Linked DNA regions of Homo sapiens: region 1 is linked to region 2. Evidence: chromatin loops called from intact Hi-C (ENCODE). Cell type or tissue: heart left ventricle. All regions are shown on one strand.

The links. A loop is a pair of places that touch in the nucleus more often than their neighbours do. Peaks named below come from ENCODE experiments on the same cell type or tissue, not always from the same donor. Only the 100,000 strongest peaks of a DNase experiment are listed, where the experiment ranks them.
Region 1: it touches region 2 in a loop (5-fold over the local background); 25 of 110 quality-filtered maps call a loop at or near these places.

The regions. Positions count from the first base shown.
Region 1 is chr2:173,746,997-173,754,996 of GRCh38, reverse strand. No RefSeq gene overlaps it. Among named protein-coding and RNA genes, the nearest start is that of SP3, 210 kb to the left of the region's middle. RefSeq lists enhancers at 7,275-7,774, 7,775-8,000. In heart left ventricle, CTCF peaks have their summits at 2,614 (motif pointing left), 4,504 and 5,483 (motif pointing right); no DNase peak of the experiment used is centred here.
Region 2 is chr2:174,036,855-174,044,854 of GRCh38, reverse strand. It overlaps the pseudogene RPSAP24. Among named protein-coding and RNA genes, the nearest start is that of LINC01960, 16 kb to the right of the region's middle. RefSeq lists enhancers at 4,640-4,934, 6,690-7,190, 7,191-7,691 and a silencer at 4,638-5,038. In heart left ventricle, CTCF peaks have their summits at 4,568 and 4,774 (motif pointing right); DNase peaks (open chromatin) are centred at 4,754 and 5,064; H3K4me3 peaks cover 357 bases; H3K27ac peaks cover 1,162 bases.

The DNA of each region.
Region 1 (8,000 bases), 290 kb after region 2:
TAAGCATGTCTGGGAGGCAGCATCAGGGAGGCAGGCGTTCCAGGCAGAGGGGCAGGAAAGCCCTGAAGCAAATGGCAGCAAGAAGGCTAGTAGGTGATGGAAGTGAAAATGGAGAGAAAGCCCCACAAACAATGCACCGATGTCGTTCCTAATATGAACACTCGATTCTGCATGGACAGAGGGAGCAGGAGAGAGGGAGCCAGCCGTTCACTGGATGGCAGGAGCAGGCACATGGCAAGTGCCACTGGGGCATCCGTAATAATAGTCCTCCCAGCTACTGGTGTCAGTGCACTCACTGTGCTCCAGGTACCAGAGTCATGTCTATACAGTTTGTCATTTATTAGATCTCTAAGATGGCCTTTGCTTTTACGAAGGTAACACGTGCACACAGTTAAACAACAGGGAGAAAAAAGCCTCTAACAAACAGCAGTGGTCCTTCACTCCCCTCCCCCCATTTCGAGTCTTTTTCTCCAGAGGCAACCGCTTTCAACTCTCTTAATCCTTTCTTCTGGCATTGACTGGCACATACTGTTTCCAAATAATATGCACATACGTGACTTCATGCTTTAGTCCTTCTCTATGGACTTTTGGTGTGTTAGGTAATAATTTAGCTCTCTTACCCCCCCTCCCTCTTCTCTTACCAACATTCTTTGGATATTTTGTCTTAGCTGGTCTACTAGAACAAAGTACCTGAGACAGGGTGATTCATAAACAATAGAGATTTATTTCTCACAGTTCTGGAGGCTGGGAAATTCAAGATCAAAGTGCCAGCAGGTTTAGGGGCTGTTCCTCATAGAGGATGCTGTCTAGGTGTCTTCACACGGTGGAGGAGAGAAGGAGCAGAAAAGGGCCTAAGCTAGTTCCCTCCAGCCCTTTTATAAGGCACTAGTCCATTCACAAGGGCCTCATGACTTAATCACTTCTCAAAAGGCGTCACCTCTTCATAACACCACAGTGGCAATAAGTTTCAACGTGAATTTGGAATGGACGCATTCAAGCCATAGTATATACTTAATCATGATTTTAATTCAATTCATAGTCAGTGTTCCTGGGTGCAGTGGCTCACACCTGTAATCCCAGCACTCTGGGAGGCCAAGGTGGGTGGATCACTTGAGGCCAGGAGTTCGAGACCAGCCTGGCCAACACAGCGAAACCCTGTCTCTACAAAAAATACAAAAGTTAGCCGGGCATGGTGGTGGGCGGCTGTAGTCCCAGCTATTCGGGAGGCTGAGGCATGAGCATTGCTTGAACCTGTGAGGTTGAGGTTGCAGTGAGCTGAGATCGTGCTGCTGCACTCTTGCCTGGGTGACAGAATGAGAATGTCTCAAAAAAAAAAAGTCAGTGTTTACATTGCTATGACTGTGCAAATCTTGTTCACTGCCCAGTCAAAATGTGTAACATAATCATTTTCCTCATTTATTTCTGAATTATTTTCCTCAATTATTTCTGAGGTAAATAATTGCCCTTTTTCACTTGCTCAGTTCTAAATACATATCATTACGATTTCTCCAAATTTACTAACACATCTGTCAATCAATGTCTATCAATGATTTGTCCAGTTGCAAACACTTGATCATCTCTATTTTTCCTCCCACAGACTCCTGTCGCAGAGTCCTCACCCTCTCTCAGATTTGGACGGGGTTGCTATTTGGGTGTGGGGGACGTCTACATCCTCTGTCCATGTCAGATATCCTCTTCCCTGGAGCTCACGTTTCTTTTTGGTTGAATCTCTCCATTTGTGGAAGGATATCTTTCAGGAGCTTTGTAAGAAAGGGCATATGGAAGTAAATTTTTTTTTTTAGACGGAGTCTCTCTCTGTCACCCAGGGTGGAGGGCAGTGGCTCAGTCTTGGCTCACTGCAACCTCCACCTCCCGGGTTCAAGCGATTCTTCTGCCTCAGCCTTCCGAGTAGCTGGGACTACATGCACCTGCCACTATGCCTGGCTAATTTTTGTATTTTTAGTAGAGACGTGGTTTCACCATATTGGCCAGGCTGGTCTCAACCTTGTGATCACCTGCCTTGGCCTCCCAAAGTGCTGGGATTACAGGCATAAGCCACTGTGCCTGGCCGGAGGTAAATTTTTTGATTATTTGCAAGTCCAAGTATAAATTTATTCAGATCTCATATTTGATTGAATACTGGACTGAGTATACAATTCTAGATGGAAAATAACTTTACCTCAGAATTTTGAAAATATTTGTGTACGTCTTCTAGCATCTAGAAGAAGGCCTATATTATTCCAATTTCTTTTCTTTTATATATACTGTATTTTTTTCCTCTCTAAAAACTCTTACGATATGCATTCTATTCCTGGTATTCTGAAATTTGAGACTTTTTATCCCTTTTAATCTCTTTTCAAAAGCATGTTAGAAAAGTTTCCTGAAAAGAGATGCAAAGTTTTCTGAAATTCTATGACCATTAAAAAAAAACAAAAACTTCTTTGGGGGAAGGCTAGAATGTTAGTTAGTGGACATAATATCTGAAAGTATCAGAAATTTTTGAAGCTGAATTAAATATTCAATACTTTTGCTTTATTTACATGAGTGGTTCTCAGCCAGGGGTGATTTTGCCACCCAGTGAAATGGGGCAACGCCTGGAGGTATTTTAGGTTGCCTTGACTTTGGGCAGGGAGGGATTGCTACTGGCACCTAGTGGGTAGAGGCCAGGGATGCTGCTCTACATCCTGCAATGCACAGAAGATCCTCACAATGAAGAATGATCAGGCCCAAAATATCAATAGTGTGATTGAGAAACTCTGCTTTAAAGATTTCAAGTTTCTTTATTAGTAGAAATGCCAAAAATTCTGAGTAGATTGGTTTTGTTCTGCATTCATTCATAGGATCTCCGAATACTACACACATACTCATAGAATCTCCAAATATTTCACACATATTTAATTGCATGTCTAGTAAGTGCCAGGCACCATGCCTGCTCTCACAGAACTTAAAGTCTCTTGAAATAAATTGGCTCGCTTTTTATTTTTGGTATATTTAGGGAGTCTATGAAATAGATTATTTTTTCCCTCAATTTTAGGATCATAAAAACAAATTTCTTGGAGGAAAAGACAACCTCTCCGCTTTGGTCTTGTGCTTTCACATCACTGACCCTAGCAAGAGAGTGCTGGAAATGGTGAGGCGGGGAGACACTGTGTTCAACAAGGATAGAGACACCTCTGTGATCTCAGCACTGCAATTCACTGCAGGCTGGAATGCTTGTCGAAGACGCACATTCCTAGGTCCTCAGACAAAAGGAATCAGAATCACCGAGATGTAGCTGAGACTCTGGGTTCCAACAAGCTCCCCAAGTGGTTTTATGTTCACCAACATCTAAGAACCTCTGGCCCAGACCCTGTGCTATTGTGGAAATGGGTGTGAATATTCGGATCCAGGGGTGAAAATGGTGGTAATTAGTGCACACAGCATCTTTAATATTAGGAATAAGATGAAGCATTAACATTGCGTTTAGAGCACTACTCTGTCATCAGACTGCTCGATTCAACCCTTAGCTCCATCATTAATTAGCTGTGTGACACTGAGGAAATGACCTAACCTCTCTGAGTCTCTGTTTCCTCATCTGTAAAGTGGAGATAATAGTATACATAGTTCATAGGGTGTATGCTGGGATTCATGTGAAATACTTTCTACAGTCTGGCACATAATCAGTGCTCAATATTATAGTTATAAAGAGACACAACTCTTGGAATCCTGAGACAGTTCTTGAGATCCAAGACGCTTCCTGATCTAAACTTCAATGATTTCTCCAGCAAAAAACGTCCTCCTCTCCAGACTTAATGCATCCACAGGCTCACATACTGTGCACGGTGTGTGTACATACACATACCCGCTGCCTGTCTTACACATGCACACATGCTTTCTCACACTCACACACACTTTCACACATGTTTTCTCACACACACACTCTCTCACACACACACTCACACAAGTTCTGTCTCACACATACCCCCCTCACACATGTTCTCTCACACTATTCACACTCACACATACACACTCTCACACATGGTCTCTCACAGACACACTCACACCTGTTCTTTCTGTCACATACACACACTCTCTCACACATGTACACACACACACACACCCCTCTACCACTCATAAGGTGGCTGTTCCTCGGGGTCTAGCATCTGTTTGACTTTCTTTGTTCTGGAAAGGCTTCTTGTCAGCACTGTCCTTTCCAAGATCTGCACTGCACTGTGGGCTGGGGCTGTGATAATTAGTCCCTTTCAGATGGCTCAGGCTTAATGATAATGAGTGGGCAGAGCTGCGTGGCTGCAGGCTGGGAGCAGGAGGTGGAGAGGGTATGGCTAACGGCAGAGTCCGAGGCTGTAACCTGGGGTGGCCAGAGCCAGGACACCCCTCTTTCCTCTCTATGCCCTGCGGGGCCAGGTTTGGGGGCACAGTGGAGATGAAGCACCCTCCTGGTGGCAGACCTCACTTGCTTGAGGCCTCAAGGAACGCGGAATGTAACCAGAGCTAAGCACAGGCGCTGAGAGCCCTCTATGGGCTCTTCCAATTACAATGTTGTGATTAGCCACACTTCCTGCTTGGAAAACAGGCAGGCAGATATTTAAAAGGGAAATCCTACTGTGAGGTTTGGATGGGATTTCAAATGAATTTTTTCTGCAAATAAGATTAAAGGCAGAAAGAGGAAGGGATGCTATTCAAAACTTTCCCGAGGGCTAGGGCTTGTTGAGCTATAGAACAAAGGATGCCCAGAGACCCCGGGAGCTCCAGCTCCCTATAACTTCATGATATGCTGGACTTTCCCAAGCGAGTGACTTTAACCATCATTCAGATTGGGTGGGCAGTGGAGACATGGACAAGACCTTAAAATGTTTTTTTTTTTTTTTTGGTACAAGAAGATTCTCTTAAGCAGGTTTGTTGCTGTCAGCAAACAACTGTTGAGCATCTAGCGGGGACACCTCAGGAAATTGTTTGGGTGACTGGGCAAGTTGTGTAATCTCTGTCGTCTTAGTTTCCTCATCAGGAAATTGGGATAACCATAGGACTTATCTCAAAGGATTGTTGTATGATGGGAGTGAATGCTTATAGAGCACTTAAAGCAGAAGCCGGCACACACTCAGCCTTCAGGAAATGTGAGCTCTTGTTCTCCTGAGGAATTCATCAATATTGTAGGTCAAAGAGCTCATAGTCAGGTTTGCCAAGGTCATCGCAAGTCACGGTGAAAGTCTATGGCTTTCTATTACGTGTTCAGGTTTAAAAGAGTGATTGCTTTATATACTCAACATTTTCTGGAAATACAAATGTACGTTTTGAAATTTAGTCCCAAAAGGTAGTTTACAGCACCCTCCATTGTGGTGGTGATGACCCACATGCTGAAAGAAAGCACGTTGTATTTAATACAAAGGCTGCAAAAAACCTGCTTGAACATTAAACTTTACAGAGGAACACATAAAATGCACTGGAGCAAAAATTCCTCAACTCTTCTGCCACCAGCAGATGGGGTTAAGGGTCCCTTAGTCTCTCTTTGGACTTAAGGAAAATGTGGACTTCTGGACAACCTTTGTAAGGACACTACCTTCTGTACTTTTTTTTTTGCCCTAGGACTTTGGGAAAACAGATTCCAATCATACAGAGATATGACCCAGAATATTAAAAAAAAATCTAGTGTTTTGTTCATTCAGAAGTCAAGTGATGACTGTTAGTTGAAAAGTATATTTCTGTTATTAAAGAAGCAAATTAAAATCACAAGAAAACAATGGAATGATCAGCTTGCAAAGTTATTTGCGTTGATTAAAAGCACCAATAAATGTGTCTTGGTTCTATAACTGCTTCATCTGGCACTTGACATGTAATAGATTTTTTTCACAGTATAATATCTCCATTGAAATACAATTATTTTGCAGATTGCTCAACCGAATACTCTTATAAACATACTGTTAGGGGGACTCACCCCTGGTGATCATCAGGGTATCATGACAATGTGCACAATTGATGGACATGAGAGGAATGTGGCAGCCAAGCTCGGAGCAGAGAGGGTGATTTGTTGCAGAGCAATTATTCTAATGCATTTTTAAAAGCGTAAAATAAAGAATCATTTCATTTGCTGAAAAGATATTTTAGGTGTTTCGTTAAAGCAGTGACAGAATATTTTGATTGTCAGGTTTTTTTTTCTTTATAAAGTTAGATAATTACATTTACCAGTTAAAGAATTGCCATTTAAAAATAATATTTTGTCTAAATGTTTAAAGATGTCTATTAAAAATGTATACTGAACATGACAGTGGCCTTTTCATGCTGTAATTCTAGTCAGTGGTCCGAAAACAATTAGGCTGAAAAAATGAACATTTATTCACTGCTAGCTGGAGAGTCAAGAATCTGTAGAGTATATTATGATTTTTAAGATTGTTTTATGTTTGCTCAGATAACATATCTAAGGAAGGTGGCTTATGTGTGCATTTAGTTTCTTCAGTAATCTCTCCAGTGGGCAAAGCCCCCAGTAGTCTGTGTTCCGGGGAACCCATGATCTCATGCATAAGAATGTGGAGGACATCGGGGGATCTTTAATGAAACAGCCAAATGTGACCTATCTATTTAGGCCCCTCGTTCATCTGGCATATACACTGGCATAGCTATGCTAGTTACAATACTGAAATATTTGCTCACCTGTCAGAAGCAAGTCCTTCCCCCAAGGCCCCCGTGTGGCCCCCTCAGGCCACTCCCTGAGACCCTCCAGGTAGCCCCCAACCCAACGGGCAAAAGATGAATGCCTGCCTTGGCAGAGGCTGCCAGCTTGCTCCAGCCTGGAGTTTTTTTTTTAACTTTTAGAACTTTTTATTTTTTCTTTTCTTTTCTTTTCTTTTTTTTTTTTTTTTTTTTGACAGAGTCTCCCACTGTCACCTGGGCTGGAGTGCAATGGCGTGATCTAAGATCACTGCAACCTCCACCTCCTGGGTTCAAGCAATTCTCCTGCCTCAGCCTCTTGAGTAGCCGGGATTACAGGCACCCACCATGCCCAGCTAAATTTTTGCTAAATTTTTGTATTTTTAGTAGACGCAGGGTTTCACCATGTCGGCCTGGCTGGTCTCGAACTCCTGACCTCGTGATCCGCCCACCTTGGTCTCCCAAAGTGCTGGGATTACAGGTGTGAGCCACTGCGCCCGGCCTTTTTTGAACTTTTTCTAAGTAAATAATTACTAAGCTAAGTGATAAATATTTTCCTGGCACTGCCTAACTTCTCTGGAACAATCACTTAGATTTTACAACGCCCTTAATAAAGAATTAATTGAGTACATCTTTTTGACTGGAGTAATTTATTTAGTTAGAATTTTTGAAGAAAGTAATTCTTATTTGTGCTCACAACAAAGTAATTAGTGATCATCATTTTACTTAAAAGAAGTCTTTAGGAAGAGGCTTTTTTAAAGGTATCATTTATGATGGCAGAGCCTATGAGAGGAACCCTTTGTCCAGGACAATAGTCTTTTAGCCTTGTTAGTGCCTTATTCTATATAAATGTGCCTAATTGTTACAGTTGCTAAACAGACCTCATCCTACTGCGTGTGATCATTTAGCTGTGAGGAGACATAATAGCAGTTGCATCTGAAATTTGCAGTAATTTTACATATTCTTCCTGCAGACATTTTTTTTTTCTTGTTGCTAAAGGAGCTGAGGAAGTGCTGCTGTTTTCCCCATTGTCAGGGGCAGCTGTCTCTCTATGCTGAGGCTGTGCACCCACCAACCAGGCAGATGGTGGATGGTGGCTGAGGCATGTCTTCCATGCACACACAGGACCCACTTTGCTGGCTTTGGGAAGCGCAGCTGCCACACTGTTAGGATGGTGACAGCGAGGCGCCGTCTGCATTTCAGACACGGGAGCCCTTGTATAGAGCCATGTGCTCTGAAAGGGTGCTTGGGGTCTTCGGAGCATTGAATAGGCACTTGCATATTTAAACTGCCAGAGCTGTGTGAAAATATGGATTCCTATTAATTAGAATTTTGGATAGGAATCAGGCAGGAGGTGT
Region 2 (8,000 bases):
ATCTTCTGAGGTCTGCATTACAATCTACTACAATAACTTATTTTTGATGTCAGATTGTCCCAAATTTGGTTAGTGGAAGTTCCTCCAAGCTGATGTCAGTATCCTTTTGACATAACCCCATCAGTCTTTGAGCACTTCCTTACTTTGTGGCTCACTTCATATTTTCCCTGCTTCAGGTCTGGAATCAGCCATTTCTCCAAGGTTTCTTTTAGTGGAAAATGGCATTGGGAAACCAAGCTCTGGCCACTAGGTTTGCTCATTGCTACTGGGATACCATTGTTTATAAACCCTTTCGGTGGACAGAGCTAGGAAATGCATATTTTTAGAAAACTAGTATTTTTTTTTTAATTTCTTCCAATTAAAACCCAGCTCCACAGGACTCCTCCTCATCTTCCCAATCTGTATTTGTATCTTTGCTTCCTCCACAATGGGAACGCTGACTTCCAGCACCATCAATACATTCATTTATTTAGTTTATTTTAACACACCTGTTAGCAAAAAGGAAACATCAATATATTTAATCATTTGCTCTGTTCTATAATACACCCCAAATACTTTCAGAATGACTGACTGCTCCAATACCATTTCCTTTTTTTTTTTTTTTTTTTTTTGAGACGGAGTTTCACTCTTGTTGCCCAGGCTGGAGTGCAATTGCACAATCTCGGCCCACCACAACCTCCTTCTCCTGGGTTCAAGTGATTCTTCTGCCTCAGCCTCCCGAGTAGCTTTGATTACAGGCATGCGCCACAACGTCCAGCTAATTTTGTATTTTTAGTAGAGATGGGTTTCTCCATGTTGATCAGGCTGGTCTTGAACCCCAACTTCAGGTGATCCACCTGCCTCAGCCTCCCAAAGTGCTGGGATTTCAGGTGTGAGCCACGGGGCCCGGCCTACCATTTCCTTTTTAAAATAAATTGGTGTTTATTTCTGTCAGCCTTCTTTTCATGGTGCTTAAAAGCCTGTGGATAAACAGCTTAAGCCCATTCAGTGGTTGCTCCTACACGTTTAGTGGCTGAGCAGTGGGAGCTGCAGACTAGTCTTCCGTGGCAAGCAGAGCGCTCCAGTCTTCAGTAGGGAGCTGCTGAATAGGCACAGAGGGCATCTGCCACCTTTAGACCAGTCTGCGCCCTCAGGCTGAGTAGCAGTGGACTCAGGAGCTGCAGCAGTCCATTCATCCTGAAATTCCTCTTGGTCACAGCCTTTCTAGCAGCAGCCTGCTCTTCTTTACAATCTCTTCAGGATCTCTGTGGAAGCAGAGATCAGACATGACCTCCCATTCACAGATGGTGCCAGGCATGTACAAGACTTTCCAGGCTAGCATCTACCATGTCAAACCCCCTGAGTGAGCTCCCTTGTTGTTGCATTGGATGGCAAGGCCCACATAGTGCAGAGGAGAATCTGTGACACAGAGCAATGGTAGGTAGGTTAATGTAAGATGCCTCTGTGAGGGGCTGGTGGTCAGCCCTGGGATCAGTAACCACCAGAAGCTGTGGCTCCCGGAAGGCTGCTGAGATCTGGTTAGAGAATGTTCTAGGAGTAAAGCAGCCAGCAACAAGAGTGGCTCCAGTGACAGCAGCAAACAACGGCGTGGCTTTCTGGCCAGTTTTCCTGGAGGATATGACACTGACATCAGCAGGGTTTTCAATGGCAACAATGGCACAAGCTGCCAGCAGCAACTTCTCCCAGGTCTTCTTCTGATTTAGGATGTAGATGCCATCACTTTTCATTTTATAGATGTACTGTTCCATTTGGAAGTCAAAATTAGTGTCACCTAAGTGGGTTCCTGCTGCAAGGAACTTGAGGACATCCTCCTCCTTCATTGGCAGGACATCAAGGGCTCTGGACATTGTGAACGTTTCCCTTTAAATTAAGACAGGAATCCAGAACAAGCCAGAACGGACCCCTCTCTGGGTAGTGCAGAAGCCCATTTCCAACATCAGGCCTAAGAAAAGTTCAAGACTTCTTTGTAATACTATTTGTTCTTAGAATACATCCAGTTAAGGGTAGGTAGTCAGAATACTGTATTCACAGGTCATTTCAACCTTTTTTTTTTCCTGTATGGTTCTATTATTAATTTTATATGCAGTTAAGTTCATTTGTTTATATTTGCATTTAATTTTAAGCTTTTCTTTTTGACAAATCTCTCAAAATTTAAAAAATTTTAAATATGGGCCAGGCGTGGTGGCTCACACTTGTATTCCCAGCACTTTGGGAGGCCGAGGTGGGTGGATCACCTGAGGTGAAGAGTTCGAGACCAGCTTGGCCAACATGGCAAAACCCCATCTCTACTAAAAATACAAAAATTAGCCAGTTATGATGGCACACGTCTGTAATCCCAGCTACTCAGGAGGCTGAGACAGGAGACTCACTTGAACCCGGGAGTTGGAGGTTGCAGTGAGCTGAGATCATGCCACTGCACTCCAGTCTGGGTGACAGAGTGAGACTCCATCAAAAAAAAAAAAAATTAAATATGTAAAACTTTTACAAGGTTCAAAAGTCAAAACTATATATATATGTATATATAAAATTATATATGTAGTTATATATAACTATATATCAAAAACTATACTCAGAATTTGATATGGTTTGGCTGTGTCCTCACCCAAATCTCATCTCGAACTGTAGTTCGCACAATCCCTGTGAGTTGTAGGAGGGACCTGATGGGAGGTAATTGAATCATGGCGGTGGTTACCCCCATGCTGCTGTTCTCGTGATAGTGAGTGAGTTCTCACGAGATTGATGGTTTTATAAGGGGCTTTTCCCCCTTCTGCTTGGCACTTCTTCCTGCCACCATGTGAAGAAGGACGTGTTTTCTTCCCCTCCCACCATGATTGTAAGTTTCCTGAGGCATCCCCAGCCATGCTGAATTATGAATCAATTAACCCGCTTTCCTTTACAAATTACTCAGTCTCGGGTATGTCTTTATTAGCAGCGTGAGAACAGACTAATACGAAAGGGTAAACTCACATCCTTATTACTTCCACTCCATTCCTGCCAATCCCCTATAGGCAACTACTTGTTTTTGGTTTATTCTTCCTGTATCTCTCTTTCTTATACAAAAAACGTAGCATAATATATCCATTATTTAGTACTTTAATTTTTTTCACTTAACATATCCTGGAAATTACTACATGTTAATTCAGAGAAATATTCCTCAACACTTGTCAGCTGTGTAGTACTCCATTGTGTGACTGCATCACAGTTTATTCAATTACTATCCTAATTGAATGAAATTGTTTCTAATATTTTGCTGTTTAAGTAATGTCTCCGTGAACAACCTTATAAATACGTTGTTTTATATTTGTAGAAGTGTACTTTCAGGATAAATTCCTGGAGTTAGTATTACTGAGTCAAAGGGTAAATTGCATATATAGTTTTGCTAGATATTTCCAAATTCCCTCCACAGGGGTGTATCATTTTGCATTCCCACCAATGATTATGAGAATCATTACAGCCTTGCCAATGGACTGCATGGTCAAACTTCTGAAATTCTGTCAATTTTATAAAGATTGGTATCTCAATGTAGTTCTAATATATATTTATAACATAATGAGTGAAGTTGAACATCTTTCTGTATTTTAAGGTCCATCTACATATTTTTGTATCTGTGTGTATGAACTGTTTGTTCACGCCTTTTGCCTAATTTTCTATCAAGTTTTGGCCTTTTCCCCTCAATATTTAAAAGTTCATTACATTCCTAATATTACAGATTAACCTGTTTCTGTGAAAATGTTGCAAATATTTCTCACAATGTGCCAATTTTCTTGCCATGCAGCAGGTTTTTTTAAAGTTGTTGAATTTATTAATACTTTATTTTATGCCGTTGGAGTATTTTATTTTTCATTAGCAAAGCATTCATTTTGGTGTCAGGCTGAGCTTGGACTGGGTTTCCATGCCTCTCTTAAAATTTTTATTTGAAAAAAAAACTACTTTTTTATTTTATTTTATTTTTTGAGACAAGGTCTTCCACTCTGGCCCAGGCTGGAGTGCAGTGGTGTGATCTTGGCTCACTGCAGCCTCGACCTCCTGGCTCAAATGATTCTCCTGCCTCAGCCTTCAGAGTAGCTGAGACTACAGGGATGCAGTGCTGCACCTGGCTAATTTTTAATTATTTTATTTTACTTTTTGTAGAGACAGGGTCTCAATATTTTGTCCAGGCGGGTCTCAAACTCCTGGACTCAAAGGATCCTCCTGCCTGTCCTTCCAAAGTGCTGGGATTGCAGGTGGGAGCCACTGTGCCCAGCTCCATGCCCCTTGATATCTTAAGTGTCTTCCTTTTTGTGAGGCACAGCTTTGAGACCTCTTTTCCTGTCTGCCAAGAAGGCAAAGGGGGCAGTGGGCCCAGTCAGTTTAATTGTTTTTTATCTGTTTCCCTCCGCTTGATCCCAGGAGCCCAGGTTGGGGACAGTCACTTAGCTCTAATGGGGTAGGGCAGATGCCACATGGAGGTGAAGATTGCACACACATCCCCTTTCCCCCCCAACTCCTGTCTTAGCTGGAGGAGCAAGCGCCCAGAGGCCCTTTGGTTTGCGTCTGGGATTTGAATCATAGACAGACTTCCCACACCCAGGGTATAAAGAAGTCCACCGATGTGTCTTCTAATACTTGTTTGTGTTCATTTTTTACGTTTGAATTTCTGATCCATTTGAGATTATCTTGCTGCATGGTGAGGGGTATGGGTCCAGTTTTCTAATAGGCAAGGTGGCCTATGAAGTGGGGGCGGGGTAGCAGGGGGAGAAGGAGCCACGATCTTGATGGTCTGGGCCACTAGGTGGCGATCTTCCAGGTTTCTCCTCCTTCAGGACGGTAGGAGAAAATGCTGTTTTGTTTTCAGAAGAAAAAGGAAATGAGTCATTAGGTTTAATTGGCCAAGAGGAAGCCCTAGTAAAAAGTTCCCCTCTGTCTACGCAACCTTGATTTCTGAAGGCAGGCCCTGTGCTTCTTTCCCTGTGTTAGAAAACATCATTTCCTCTGTGTCTCTGTTTCTCACCAGGAGGCTGATGTGGGCCAAGTGTGCGTGCACAAACACTGCCTTTGCCGTGAGCGCCTCCAGGTCCTGCGTAAGGCCATGGAGAGACTTCAAAGAGAGGTCAAGATGGCATTGCCCTGCCGTGTGCCTCTTGGGAAGCCTGGGCCTCGGAGTGACAAGACCTTGGTTCCTGTCCCAGTGCTGCTGCCACCCGGCCCTGTCATTGCAGGCATGCCACCTAGCCCTCTCTTCCTCAGTGTCCTCATCTATAAAATGGAACAATGTCTTCCCTAACCATGTGCCAAGGATTTCAATGGGATAAAATGATATATGTGTGCTGCAAAGTAAAAACACTGTGTAAATATATTTCCACCATTATTATGGTTATATTTTATATGTGGATGCATCTCTATGGAAGATCTATTCTTTTTCTTTTCTTTTTCTTTTTTTTTTTTTTTTTCCGAGACGGAGTCTCACTCTGTCGCCCAGGCTGGAGTGCAATGGCATGATCTCGGCTCACTGCAACCCCTGCCTCCTGGGTTCAAGCGATTTTCCAGCCTCAGCCTCCTCAGTAGCTGGGATTACAGGCACCCGCCACCACGCCCGGCTAATTTTTTTATTTTTAGTAGAGACGGGATTTCACCATGTTGGTTAGGCTGGTCTCAGCCTCCTGAACTCGTGATCCACCCACCTCGGCCTCCCAAAGTGCTGTGATTACAGGCGTGAGCCACCACCCCCGACCGATCTATTCTATATCTTACAAGAATTTGTATTTATAGGCTGTATTAATAGGTTGATTTGCTGTTTATAAGGTGTTTTTTTTTTTCACACATCCTCTCTTCTGTGAAAGGGACACAGCCTTAATGAGAAAATGGACTGGTTTTGAAAGAACTGCCAAAGTAGCGACCTTAGGAGAAGGTCTACAATGTGCTTTCTCTGAGGTTGTGTACAGAATTATGTGTGTGTGTAATTTTTCCCAGCTTGTATCAGATTGCTATAGGAGTTCATAGCTCAAAGGTGGTTAAGAACCACATTCTTGAAAAAGGGAGCCAGACTGGCCTCAGGACCCCCTCCCCATTTGGCTTCTGGGAGGACTGAACTGGTTCCAGTCCTTTCTTAAGTCCTACATGGGGTCTTAAGGCTACTGATCTCCCTCCTTGCTGTAGCTGGTCTGGAGAGAAAGAGAAAAGAGAAACGGGAAGGGCTTGTAGTGTCTAGAAACCAGAGGTGAAACTCTAAGTTAGTAAGGCTTCAACGGCAGCTCTGCAGGAGGTCAGAAAACAATTTAGTCTTGCAAAATTCTTTTTGTCATGCCACAGTGGTCCTCTTTCTGCTCCTCAAGTGTGCTAAGGTTGATGCTACCTTGGGGCATTTTGCAGAGGCTCTTTTATTTACCTAGAATATTGTTGCCCTGGCTTCTCCTGGACTGGCCCCTTCTTTTTATCCAGCTCCAATGTCATTTTCTCTGAAAAGTCCTCCCGATCCCACAATTCCCCCGGCCCAAATTATTTTCCAAGAGCATCTGTCACCATGGGAAATCATCTTTTTTATTTGTTTACTTTGTTGTCTGCATTGCCTGCCTTTCTCCCAACAGAATTAAAACTCCCTTTGGGTAGTAGCTACATGTCATTTCTAGAGTCTACAGCAGTATCTGCCACAAAGTAAGCACTCAGTACACTCCTATGGAATGGACACTTGTATCATGAAAGGAGCTGAGTTCTTGTTAGAAGGTGCTGCATGGCATCTGTGACTCGTCTTTCCCTTGGTGCCAACTCTATGTCACCAAATCTTCAGTGGGTTCTACTTCTGAAGAATGTCTTATACCTGTCCCTCTGTCCCCTCCTATTTCCCACATTCCCAGAGCCACTGCTCTGATACCTGGGTAGTGACAGCCCTATACCTTTCTCCCTGCTGCCCACGCTTCCTAAAAGGCGAGTGGCCCTGCCCCTGCTCTACTTCACCCCTTGCTTCCATTCACGCCCCACTTCTGGGACAGCCAATCCCTCTTGGTATTCTCCTGCCATTCTTGGACTAAATCAAAGCATCTTCCCCGCAGTACCCCGAGGTCCTGCCTTCCAGCCGGCAGACCTTGCTCTTCTCAGTAGCAGAGCCCAGCATGGAAGGGGAGGGAGTTCCTTAGGAATCTCTTAAGAAGACCTGAGGTCCACTGTGGATTCATGAGGCTCCTGAAGGCAGCAGGGGGTGTGAAGAGGGGCTGGGCAATAGCCAGAGGGAGCTTTCTGAAGATGGCTCAGGAGGAAGTGGAAAAGGGCCCCGCACAGGCAGATCTGGGGTCCCAGACAGCTCATGGGGAGCGTTGGGTAAAGGATTCTGGGGCTGCCCTAACACAAAGCGGTCAAGGCCTTGGAAGAGCTGGAGTGGAGATGCTCGCAGGCAGTGTGGTAACCCTACCCCTTCTTGCCTCTTATGCAGCCATATGCCTGTCCAAGGGTGAGCTGGTGGGCTGTGTAGGAAATTAAGAGGGGATCAAGCAAACCCAGGGAGACAGGACATCTGGCATTGCTGAGGGAACTGCCCACAGCCAATGTGGCCCTTCTCTTCCCATCAAAAGCTGTTGCCAGGTGTAGGTGGGCAGGGGCTGGCAATGGCTTGTACCTTGTATATTAGAAATTTATTGTGGTCTGTTCAGGTAACAATGTTTAGAGACCTTTCTTATGAAAGGTGCTATGTTCCCTGTGAGTCATTAAGACTATTTATTTATTTTTAATACCAAATGTCTAAATTCATCTACCCTCTAGGGATCATTTCATCTTGTACTGTGTGCTATCTCAGCAGAAAAAATGCTTTCCCCAAATGTGTCAGTTCTATTTTTAAAAAGGTTCAGTGACCTATTTCTGTAATTCTCACAGACACTGGAAGTACAGCAGAGACTATTTAGGCTCAGCTTTGTCACCAAAAAGTTACCCTGGCTTCCAGGTGTTGCCTAGAGAGATGCCATCTTGCTTTGCAATGGAGAAGCATAAATAAGAGGAGTACACCTGTCCCCCCTCATGGAGGGAATTCACCCCAA